2 separate regions of the Homo sapiens genome follow, and region 2 is linked to region 1. A link is a loop called in an ENCODE intact Hi-C map of the cell type or tissue named here. Cell type or tissue: ovary. All regions are shown on one strand. Each heading gives the region's core, and the rest is flanking DNA. Links, peaks and the distances in the headings are about the cores only.

What was found. A loop is a pair of places that touch in the nucleus more often than their neighbours do. Peaks named below come from ENCODE experiments on the same cell type or tissue, not always from the same donor. Only the 100,000 strongest peaks of a DNase experiment are listed, where the experiment ranks them.
Region 2: a loop joins it to region 1, with 5 times the contacts of the local background. A loop is called at or near these places in 110 of 110 quality-filtered maps.

Annotation. Positions count from the first base shown.
Region 1 is chr12:122,857,444-122,862,805 of GRCh38, forward strand. It overlaps HIP1R (huntingtin interacting protein 1 related), which reads left to right. Exons shown (of 32, transcript NM_003959.3): 19 at 659-806; 20 at 906-992; 21 at 1,395-1,502; 22 at 1,618-1,754; 23 at 1,983-2,093; 24 at 2,329-2,387; 25 at 2,604-2,634; 26 at 2,705-2,767; 27 at 2,980-3,080; 28 at 3,236-3,341; 29 at 3,473-3,596; 30 at 3,688-3,749; 31 at 3,865-4,071; 32 at 4,263-5,362. The coding sequence ends at 4,310. Among named protein-coding and RNA genes, the nearest start is that of HIP1R, 25 kb to the left of the region's middle. RefSeq lists a silencer at 3,039-3,333. In ovary, for the core only: a CTCF peak has its summit at 2,961 (motif pointing right); a DNase peak (open chromatin) is centred at 2,998; H3K27ac peaks cover 1,989 bases.
Region 2 is chr12:122,949,359-122,954,720 of GRCh38, forward strand. ABCB9 (ATP binding cassette subfamily B member 9) reads right to left here. Exons shown (of 12, transcript NM_019625.4): 3 at 1,093-1,207; 4 at 430-560. Among named protein-coding and RNA genes, the nearest start is that of ABCB9, 14 kb to the right of the region's middle. In ovary, for the core only: a CTCF peak has its summit at 3,175 (motif pointing left); a DNase peak (open chromatin) is centred at 3,143.

The DNA.
Region 1 (5,362 bases), core at 132-5,131:
GGACAGACCACATTGTGTTTATCTGTTCATCACTTGGTGGACATTGGGTTTGTTGCAACTTTCTGGCTGTTGTAAATAGTGCTGCTGTGGGCCTTTGAGCACAAGTTTCTGTGTAAACATCTGCCATCACTTATCTTGGATAGATAGCTGATGTGTGTGGAACACAGTAGAACTGCTGGGTCTCACCTCTGTTACCCTGTTGAGAAACTACCAGACTGTTTTCCAAAGTGGCTGCACCATTTTACACTCCCACCAGCAACGCATGAATGTTCCAGTTTCTCCACATCCTTGCCAATGCTTATTATTGTCTTCTTTTTATTTTAGCCATCCTAGTGGGTGTGGAGTGGTTTCTCACGGTCTTGATTTGTGTTTCCCTGATAGCAAAGGGTGCTACATATCTTTTCATGAGCTACCTGGCCATTTGTGTATCTTTGGAGAAATGTCTTTTAGGACCTTGAGCTCACGTTTTAATTGGGTTATCTTTTTATTCTTGAGCTGTGCACTGTGTGGGAAGCCTCTTTCTAGAAATCTCCACCCCCCTGACCAGTGAGGGTCTCAGCTGGGCTCCAACTGGTGGCCCATGGGTCATTCCAGGGCTGGGGCACATCCTTGGCCTTGGGGAGGATCTCTAACCTGTCCTCTTCACCCCCATTGCCAGGAGTCTCAGGAGCAGGGGCTGCGGCAGAGGCTGCTGGACGAGCAGTTCGCAGTGTTGCGGGGCGCTGCTGCCGAGGCCGCGGGCATCCTGCAGGATGCCGTGAGCAAGCTGGACGACCCCCTGCACCTGCGCTGTACCAGCTCCCCAGGTAGACAGTGGGGCCACACTCAGCCGCTCCCCTGCCTCCTTCCCATCCCCAGCCCTGAGCAGCGGGTGGCAGGGGCCTCAGTTCTCCTCGTGCTTGCAGACTACCTGGTGAGCAGGGCCCAGGAGGCCTTGGATGCCGTGAGCACCCTGGAGGAGGGCCACGCCCAGTACCTGACCTCCTTGGCAGGTGAGTGTAGCCAGGGCAGGGCGGAGGCGGGGGCTGTGTCCCAGTTCCAGCGCCCATGGCCACCTCTTGCCTTTTGGGAGGTTTACAGACAGCAGGGACCTCTCTGGGAAGCCAAGCAGATGCCCCCTGCCTGCTCCTTCCCAGGAACCCACCCCTGCCCTGTGGACAAATAGGCTTTTGCCTCTGGGGCCTGGGCCACCATATGTCTGCAGGTGGCAGAGCACTGAAGGGCCCGGGGCCACACACACTGTGGTGTGGTTCCCACTGCCTCCTGGACGTTGTCTTGCCGAGCCCTCCTTTCCTCTTCCTCCTCCTCCTGGGATAGCTGGCCACCGACGGTGGTCCCAGTGCTAGTGTCTCAGTGTCATCCTCCCCCAACCTTGGCCCCACCCACCCGCACAGACGCCTCCGCCCTGGTGGCAGCTCTGACCCGCTTCTCCCACCTGGCTGCGGATACCATCATCAATGGCGGTGCCACCTCGCACCTGGCTCCCACCGACCCTGCCGACCGTAAGTGGGTCCTGGGATGGCAGGTTCTGTCCACCTCACTGGCTTGTCTCCCCTGGGGGTCCTTATGGAGCCTGTCGGTGGGGGGGGCTCCACTCACGGTCCTTTCTCACCCCAGGCCTCATAGACACCTGCAGGGAGTGCGGGGCCCGGGCTCTGGAGCTCATGGGGCAGCTGCAGGACCAGCAGGCTCTGCGGCACATGCAGGCCAGCCTGGTGCGGACACCCCTGCAGGGCATCCTTCAGCTGGGCCAGGTGAGGCACAGCTGAGTGTGGGTTTGGGAGGCTTGGGCCTGCCTCTGACCTCTGCACCCACCTCTGGGTTGGCTGAACAGGTGTTTGTGCGTGGAGCCTGCAGCCTCAGGACACAGGGTGGGGACCATGCACCCTCCTCGATCCCTGTGGTCCCCAACCTCTTTCCCAGGCTGCCCGTGGGACGGGGGGGGACGGAGGCTACCCCTGTCTGACTCCCATCCTCACCAGGAACTGAAACCCAAGAGCCTAGATGTGCGGCAGGAGGAGCTGGGGGCCGTGGTCGACAAGGAGATGGCGGCCACATCCGCAGCCATTGAAGATGCTGTGCGGAGGATTGAGGTGAGCACGGGATCTGGGGACTCCCCTCATTCCTGTGGAGCTTTGGGGGCCGGAGGCCCCAACTGGGCTGGGTACAGGCTGCACCCACTCCTGCTCTCAGCCTCCAGACAGAGGACAGATGGCGTTTTCCAGGGGCCTGTGAGGTCAGAGCTGAGAGGGCAGGAGGCAGCCCTGGCTTTCCCAGGACCACGGTCCCCTCCTCCCAGCCAGCTCACGGCTCTGTTCTTGGGTGCAGGACATGATGAACCAGGCACGCCACGCCAGCTCGGGGGTGAAGCTGGAGGTGAACGAGAGGTGAGCCCCCCTTCTGTCCCCCCAGGCCCAGCCGAGGTGGGCTCCCCGTGGCCCCTAAGGTTCTGCCCCCAACTGTTCTGCTCACGGGAAAGGAAGGCCTGGCTCAGAGCAGACACTCCCTCCCCACCTGCTGAGCCCTGATGTGGCCAGGCCCGCCATGGCGTCGTGTGGGCTGCTCTGCAGAGCGGCAGCTAAGTCTCTCCTTCTCTCCCCCAGGATCCTCAACTCCTGCACAGACCTGATGAAGGTGAGGGGCTGTGACCCGGGGGGGTCTGCACCTGGAGGGCCACCAGTCATTGCTGTCTTGGTCTCGGCAGGCTATCCGGCTCCTGGTGACGACATCCACTAGCCTGCAGAAGGAGATCGTGGAGAGCGGCAGGGTGAGGGGCCGGCGGCAGCAGGGCACAGTCCACAAGGAGCCTGACCCCCAGCCTAGGCCACCCTGGGCATGAGACCCTCCACCCCCTACCACAGGGAGGCCTCAGGGATGCGCCCTATGGCCAGAGTGAGGGGGAGAGGGCCCTTGAGGGCCACTTTCCACCTTTGGTGTCCTTGACTGGCATGTCCTGCCCTGTTCTCCCGTCGCCACTAGGGGGCAGCCACGCAGCAGGAATTTTACGCCAAGAACTCGCGCTGGACCGAAGGCCTCATCTCGGCCTCCAAGGCTGTGGGCTGGGGAGCCACACAGCTGGTGTAGGTTGCCCTGGGTGGGGGGGGGCAGGGGGCTGCTTCCTGCCAGTTGGAGCAGTTTGGGGTTCAACAGGGTGCAGGGAGTAGAGGGGGTGTGGAGTGGTGCCAGCCGTCCGTGGGGTCAGAGACCCTGGCCCTGACTGGCCCTTGACCCGCAGGGAGGCAGCTGACAAGGTGGTGCTTCACACGGGCAAGTATGAGGAGCTCATCGTCTGCTCCCACGAGATCGCAGCCAGCACGGCCCAGCTGGTGGCGGCCTCCAAGGTGAGCTTGCACGCCGACAGCAGCACACTGGGCTCTGGGCCCAGCTTGGCCTGGGCTGTGGCTGCCAAGCCCAGGCCTGCTGCTGCCCTGAGCTGGGAGACCTGGGCCCACCCTGACCTCTCGCCCCTCAGGTGAAGGCCAACAAGCACAGCCCCCACCTGAGCCGCCTGCAGGAATGTTCTCGCACAGTCAATGAGAGGGCTGCCAATGTGGTGGCCTCCACCAAGTCAGGCCAGGAGCAGATTGAGGACAGAGGTGAGTGCCAGATGCCAACGGGGGCTGCTGGCTCCCGAGGCTGAATGGGGGTGGGTGCCCAGATGTTCACCCCCTTGTCCTCCGGCCACAGACACCATGGATTTCTCCGGCCTGTCCCTCATCAAGCTGAAGAAGCAGGAGATGGAGACCCAGGTAGGCGCCCATGGCTGCCCCGTGACCTCTGAGCTCATCCCTCGGGCGAAGCCTGGACCCAGGAGAGAGCTCCCTGGGGAGGCTGGGCTGGGCTGAGCAGGCCGTGTGGCTACAGGTGCGTGTCCTGGAGCTGGAGAAGACGCTGGAGGCTGAACGCATGCGGCTGGGGGAGTTGCGGAAGCAACACTACGTGCTGGCTGGGGCATCAGGCAGCCCTGGAGAGGAGGTGGCCATCCGGCCCAGCACTGCCCCCCGAAGTGTAACCACCAAGAAACCACCCCTGGCCCAGAAGCCCAGCGTGGCCCCCAGACAGGACCACCAGGTGCCGTCTGCACTGGGATGGGGGAGTTCCTGGACGGGGGTGCTGTCCCCAGCCCTAGAGGGGCACATGGTGCACGTCCCTGGGGAAGTCAGGGACCACTGACAACATGCAGGGAGGAGCTTGCTCAAGGGAGAGGTGGGGCCCCAGGTGCCTGGCTGTGACCACTGACCCCCCACCTTTAACCCCTGCAGCTTGACAAAAAGGATGGCATCTACCCAGCTCAACTCGTGAACTACTAGGCCCCCCAGGGGTCCAGCAGGGTGGCTGGTGACAGGCCTGGGCCTCTGCAACTGCCCTGACAGGACCGAGAGGCCTTGCCCCTCCACCTGGTGCCCAAGCCTCCCGCCCCACCGTCTGGATCAATGTCCTCAAGGCCCCTGGCCCTTACTGAGCCTGCAGGGTCCTGGGCCATGTGGGTGGTGCTTCTGGATGTGAGTCTCTTATTTATCTGCAGAAGGAACTTTGGGGTGCAGCCAGGACCCGGTAGGCCTGAGCCTCAACTCTTCAGAAAATAGTGTTTTTAATATTCCTCTTCAGAAAATAGTGTTTTTAATATTCCGAGCTAGAGCTCTTCTTCCTACGTTTGTAGTCAGCACACTGGGAAACCGGGCCAGCGTGGGGCTCCCTGCCTTCTGGACTCCTGAAGGTCGTGGATGGATGGAAGGCACACAGCCCGTGCCGGCTGATGGGACGAGGGTCAGGCATCCTGTCTGTGGCCTTCTGGGGCACCGATTCTACCAGGCCCTCCAGCTGCGTGGTCTCCGCAGACCAGGCTCTGTGTGGGCTAGAGGAATGTCGCCCATTACTCCTCAGGCCTGGCCCTCGGGCCTCCGTGATGGGAGCCCCCCAGGAGGGGTCAGATGCTGGAAGGGGCCGCTTTCTGGGGAGTGAGGTGAGACATAGCGGCCCGGGCGCTGCCTTCACTCCTGGAGTGAGTTTCCATTTCCAGCTGGAATCTGCAGCCACCCCCATTTCCTGTTTTCCATTCCCCCGTTCTGGCCGCGCCCCACTGCCCACCTGAAGGGGTGGTTTCCAGCCCTCCGGAGAGTGGGCTTGGCCCTAGGCCCTCCAGCTCAGCCAGAAAAAGCCCAGAAACCCAGGTGCTGGACCAGGGCCCTCAGGGAGGGGACCCTGCGGCTAGAGTGGGCTAGGCCCTGGCTTTGCCCGTCAGATTTGAACGAATGTGTGTCCCTTGAGCCCAAGGAGAGCGGCAGGAGGGGTGGGACCAGGCTGGGAGGACAGAGCCAGCAGCTGCCATGCCCTCCTGCTCCCCCCACCCCAGCCCTAGCCC
Region 2 (5,362 bases), core at 64-5,063, 92 kb after region 1:
GCTTCGACCCAGGCCGGTGTCTCTCAGAGCTTGGATCTTGGTGGATATTCTATCGTCTTCCCCGTTGTGGCCCCTGGCCCTCACCTGCTGACCCCCATGGGAGCAGGGTCTCTGTCGGCCACAGGCGTGGGTAGTCCTGGACCTGGTGGTTTCCATGGGGCAATGGAAAGCAAGGCCTTGGCTCCTGCAGGGACCTCGGGTGGCCTGGCCTGGGCCCCACAGAGGCCGCAGCCCACACCAAAACCTCAGTGAGCAAGCCAGCTCCCAGGACACAGGCCAAGCCCAGGGTGTTCCCAGCCTGAACTAACAGCAGGAGGAGAAGACAGAGGGCTGAGACCACCCACACGCCCATTTCATTCCTCAGTGCCAGGCAAGCCCACAGGGGTGGGGCCCAGCCCCCAGGACACCTAGGGCACTGGAAGGACCAACCTGTGCGGTTCTCATCAAAGAAGCTTGTCTCCTGGGACACCAGTGAGCGGAAGAGACAGTTTCGAAGGCGAATGTTCAGTCTGGCAAATATGAGGGTAAAAATGCCGCCCCGAATACCTGCGGCAAATGAGCTAATTGCAGATAAGAGATATTATAGCACGATGTCCTTCCAGACCAGTGACCACACCCGGCTGCCCCCTCCCGCTGCCGGCAGGCCTGGGAGCCCCACCGCAGCCCCACTCCAGGGCTGGCATCCCTGCGGGGTCCCCCTCATTCCCAGTGGGAGCCCCCCTCAAGGTGAGGGCAAAGGGGACAGTTGTGGGACAAGAGACCCAAATGTGCCAGCCAGACCCTCTTCCTTCCAGAACAGCTCAGACAAAGCCGGTTCTGTTTGGGACCAGATTCCTACTTGGAAAACAGCCAGGGAGGGTGAGCAGGGAACCCTGAGGACTGAAGCCCTTTTCAGGGACCAGAGGGTGTGGTTCTAGGGTGCTCTAAGACAGTGTGGAAGCCGGTTCCCAGGGTGACCAGCTGAGGGACAGGCCCACCAGGGGCATTTCCAGGGCCTCCCTGGCCCCTGTCTTCCTTAGGAACAGGCCCTCCCTTCCCTCCCTGGTGCAGGTCGGGGTGTGCGGGGCAGGGCGTGGGGGTTGAGCCAGCTACCTGCCAATGGCCAGCAGGCACACGATGACGACAGCCGTGCTGAACTGATCCATGCTTTTCTGGATGACGATGCCATCAATGGCGCGGCCCGTGTAGTAGGGCAGGAAGGTCTCTCCTGGGGGAGGCAGGGCAGCCTCAGGGACGTCTGCAGCCAGGGGAACCCGCACCCTTCCTCCTGAGGCTCCAGAAGTCCACACACCAACCCCTCTGCCCACTCCACCGGTGGGCTTTCCTCCCTCGGCAAACTCTTGCTGCCCATCGTGGGGCCCCAGGGTGCTTAATGCCCCCCTCCTCAGAGAACAGGGGAGCACTGGGCCTTGCATCCACACAGCCTGCTGGTTCTTCTTTATTTATAGTGGCTACCAGGCATCGAGCCAGGGCTCCTGCAGGATGCTTCATTCTCTTGTTTTTTGAGACAGGGTCTCGCTGTGTCCCCCGGGCTGGAGTGCAGTGGTGTAATCATAGCTCACTGCAGCATCAAACTCCTGGGCTCAGGTGATCCTCCTGTCTCAGCCTCCTGAGTAGGGAATACAGGCATGTGCCACCATGCCAGGCTAATTTTTTTTTTTTTTTTTTTGTAGAGACAGGGGTCTCACTATGTGGCCCAAGCTGGTCTCAACCTCCTGGGTTGAAGCAATCCTCCTACCTTGGCCTCCCAAAGTACTGGGATTATAGGTATGAGCCACCGCTCCTGAACTTTGTTTCATTCCCTTTGGAGCAGGCCCTGGAATCACCCCCATTTTACAAATGAGAAAAATTAATTTGTTTTTCTTTTTCTAAAATATTTTCCTTTTTTTTTTTTTTTTTAACTTTTTGAGACAGGGTTTCACTCCTGTCGCCCAGGCTGGAGTGCAGCCTCAACCTCCTGGGCTCAGTGGATCTTCCCACCTCAGACTCCTGAGTAGCCGGGACTACAGGCACACGCCACCAGGCCTAGCTAATTTTTTGTATTTTTTTGTAGAGACGAGGTTTCGCTAGGTTGCCCAGGCTGGTCTCTAACTCCTGGGCTCAAGCGATCCACCCACCTCAGCTTCCCAAAGTGCTGGGGTTACAGGCCTGAGTCACAGCGTCCGGCTGAAAGTGAAGTTGAATGAGATGACTCGTCCAGGCCACATGGCAATCAGTGGCTGATTGACGCCAAAGTTGATTTCATTCTTCTCAATGGGTTCAGAGTCCAAATTCTGGAACCTCAGAAGACGTTGCTATTCTGGTTCCAAGCAATGCTGGAAATTGCCACCCCACCCCTCCTGGTGGGGCACTTGACACCTTGCTGGGTGCTTTCTTACCCGCTTGCCTTACTGTGTTTTCACAACAATCCTGGGGTGGAATGGGAGACTCACAGAGGCTGAGGAATTTACTCCAGGTCACACAGCAAGGGGAAAGGCTGGGACTCAAACCTAAACTGGCTTTCAACCTGGGGGCTCTTTCTTTTCCCTTCCTCCTGTGGTCTGAATGCATCTCCCAAAATTTACATATTGAAACATAATCGCCAATGTGATAGGGCAGAGCTCTCCAGGATGGGATGAGGGCCCTTTTCAAAGGGCTTGTAAGCCTGGTTTGCCATCTCTCGCCCTTCCACCTTCTGCAGCGTGAGGACACAGCAGTCTTCCCCTCCAGAGGACACAGCAAGGAGGGACCATCTTGGAAGCAGAGAGTGGCCCTCACGACACCAAACCTGCTGGCACCTTGATCTGGGACTTCCCAGCCTCTAGAACAGTACGAAATCAGTTTCTATGGTTTCTAAATGACCCAGTCTGTGGTATTTTGTTACAGCAGCAGAAATGAGACTCCCCCGACAATAATCCGGAATGTCCACTCTCCTCTTAAGGAAATAGTGGCATCACCAGGCCAGGCCAGGCCCTTGTTCATCCCAGGACCTGTTTCCACTGAAGTTCTTTCCATGAGCAGAGCCAGGTTTGGGGCTGGGCATACAGTAGGTGCTCAATAAAGGTCAGTGAATGAACCCCGGGCAGGTCTGGCTAGCACAGTCTGGCCTGGCTCAGACACTTGGGTAGTGAGACTTTCTGTGCAGTTCTGGTGCCCTCTGCTGGGACCATGAGGTGGCAGCCTAGAGGGCCTGTGTCCCCACAGTCCTTGGCCAGACGAGGTCTCCAGCTGAGGCTGCAGAGTTCCACCCAGCCTGAGTTTCTGCCTCAGTTTACCCACAGAAAAGAAGAGGGCAACGATGAGCTGTGACAGAATATTCTGGAATATCTGATTCCAGCAAGCACCAATGCTAATAATCGCCTTACTGGGTACCAGGGGCTGTGCAAAGCATGCCGGCAAACTCTCTTGCTGAATCTGCACAAGAATTACGTGAAACTCTCCAATGCACCAGCAAATACTCAGACCATTTCCAGAACCTGACCACTTTCACTGCCTCTACTGCCCCAACCCTGGTCCAAGTCATTAACCTCACTGGGACTATCTCAGTAGCCTGCTCTCAACTTTGCTCACATCAGCCTGTCCACACAGTAGAAGGCAGGATCCTGTTGGAACTAACTTCAGATCTTGTTGCTCCTTGGCTCAAAACAGTCCAAATCCCCCTTCTCATCCAGTGAGATGGTAAAAGCCAAAGTCTTTACAATAGCCCACAAGGACCTGCATGATTGAGCCGCTAGCAGAGACCTTTGTCTTCTCCCCGCCCCATCTCACTCCCTCTGCTCCAGCTAACTGGTGTCTGCTCTTGAACAACTGGGCACCTTCCTGCCTCAGGACCTTTGCATGGGCTAGTCCTTCTGCCTGGAGTGCTCTTACCACATACATTTTTTTTTTTTTTTGAGATGGAGTCTCAGTCTGTTACCCAGGCTGGAGTGCAGTGGCATGATCTCAGCTCACTGCAACCTCCACTTCCTGGGTTCAAGTGATTCTCATGCCTCAGCCTCCCAAGTAGCTGAGATTACAGGTGACCGCCATCACACCCGGCTAAATTTTATATATGTATATATATATTTTGAGATGGAGTCGCACTCCGTCGCCCAGGCTGGAGTGTATTGGCACGATTTCAGCTCGCTGTAACCTCTGCCACCTGGGTTCAAGTGATTGTCCTGCCTCAGCCTCCCGAGTAGCTGGGATTACAGACACCTGCCATTGCACCTGGCTAATTTTTGTATTTTTAGTAGAGATGGGGTTTCACCATGTTGGCCTGGCTGATCTTGAACTCCTGACCTCGTGATCCACCTGCCTTGGCCTCCCAAAGTGCTGGGATTACAGGCATGAGCCATCGCACCTGGCCTAAATTTTATATTTTTATTAGAGACAGGGTTTCACCATGTTGCCCAGGCTGGTCTTGAACTCTTGACCTCAAGTGATCTGCCCGCCTCGGCCTTCCAAAATGCTGGGATTACAGGTGTGAGCCACCACACCCAGCCACTTACCCCAGATATCTGCTCCCCTACCTTCTTAAGTCTCAAAGGCCACCCAGTAATCCTATAGGTTTGGTACAATTATTCCTTCCATTTGTGGAAATGTATTCTTTACACAAAAGAGGAAACTGAGGCTCAGAGAGATTAAGTCACTTGCCCAAGTTTATACATTTGGTTTGCCATGAAATCCATATTAAAGAATCTTAGGCTACAGAAGGTAGCTCACACCTGCAATCCCAGCACTTTGGGAGGCCGAGGTGGGAGGATCACTTGAGCTGGAGAGGTCAAGGCTGAAGTCGCTGTGATCACTCCACTGTACTCCATCCAGCCTGGGTGACAGAGGGAGGCCCTGCCTCAAAAAAAAAAAAAAGGACTCCATTTGTTTTTTATGTATTTTTTTTATTTTTTTTGAGACGGAGTTTCACTCTTGTTGCCCAGGCTGCGATGCAATGGTGCGATCTCCACTCACAGCAACCTCTGCCTCCTGGGTTCAAGCGATTCTCCTGCCTCAGCCTCCCGAGTAGCTGGGATTACAGGCATGCGCCACCACACCTAGCTAATTTTGTATTTTTAGTAGAGACGGGGTTTCTCCATGTTGGTCAGGCTGGTCTCGAACTCCTGACCTCAGGTGATCTGCCCCCCCTTGCTGAGATTACAGGTGTGAGCCACCGTGCCCGGCCTATTTTTTATTTTTTGAGACAGAGTCTCATTCCGTCACCCAGGCTGGAGTGCAGTGGCACGATATCAGCTCACTGCAACCTCCACCTCCCAGGTTCAAGCAATTCTCCTGCCTCAGCCTTCTGAGCAGCTGGGATTACAGGCGTGTGCCACCACGCCCGGCTGATTTTTGTATTTTTAGTAGAGACGGAGTTTCACCATGTTGGCCAAGCTAGTCTTGAACTCCT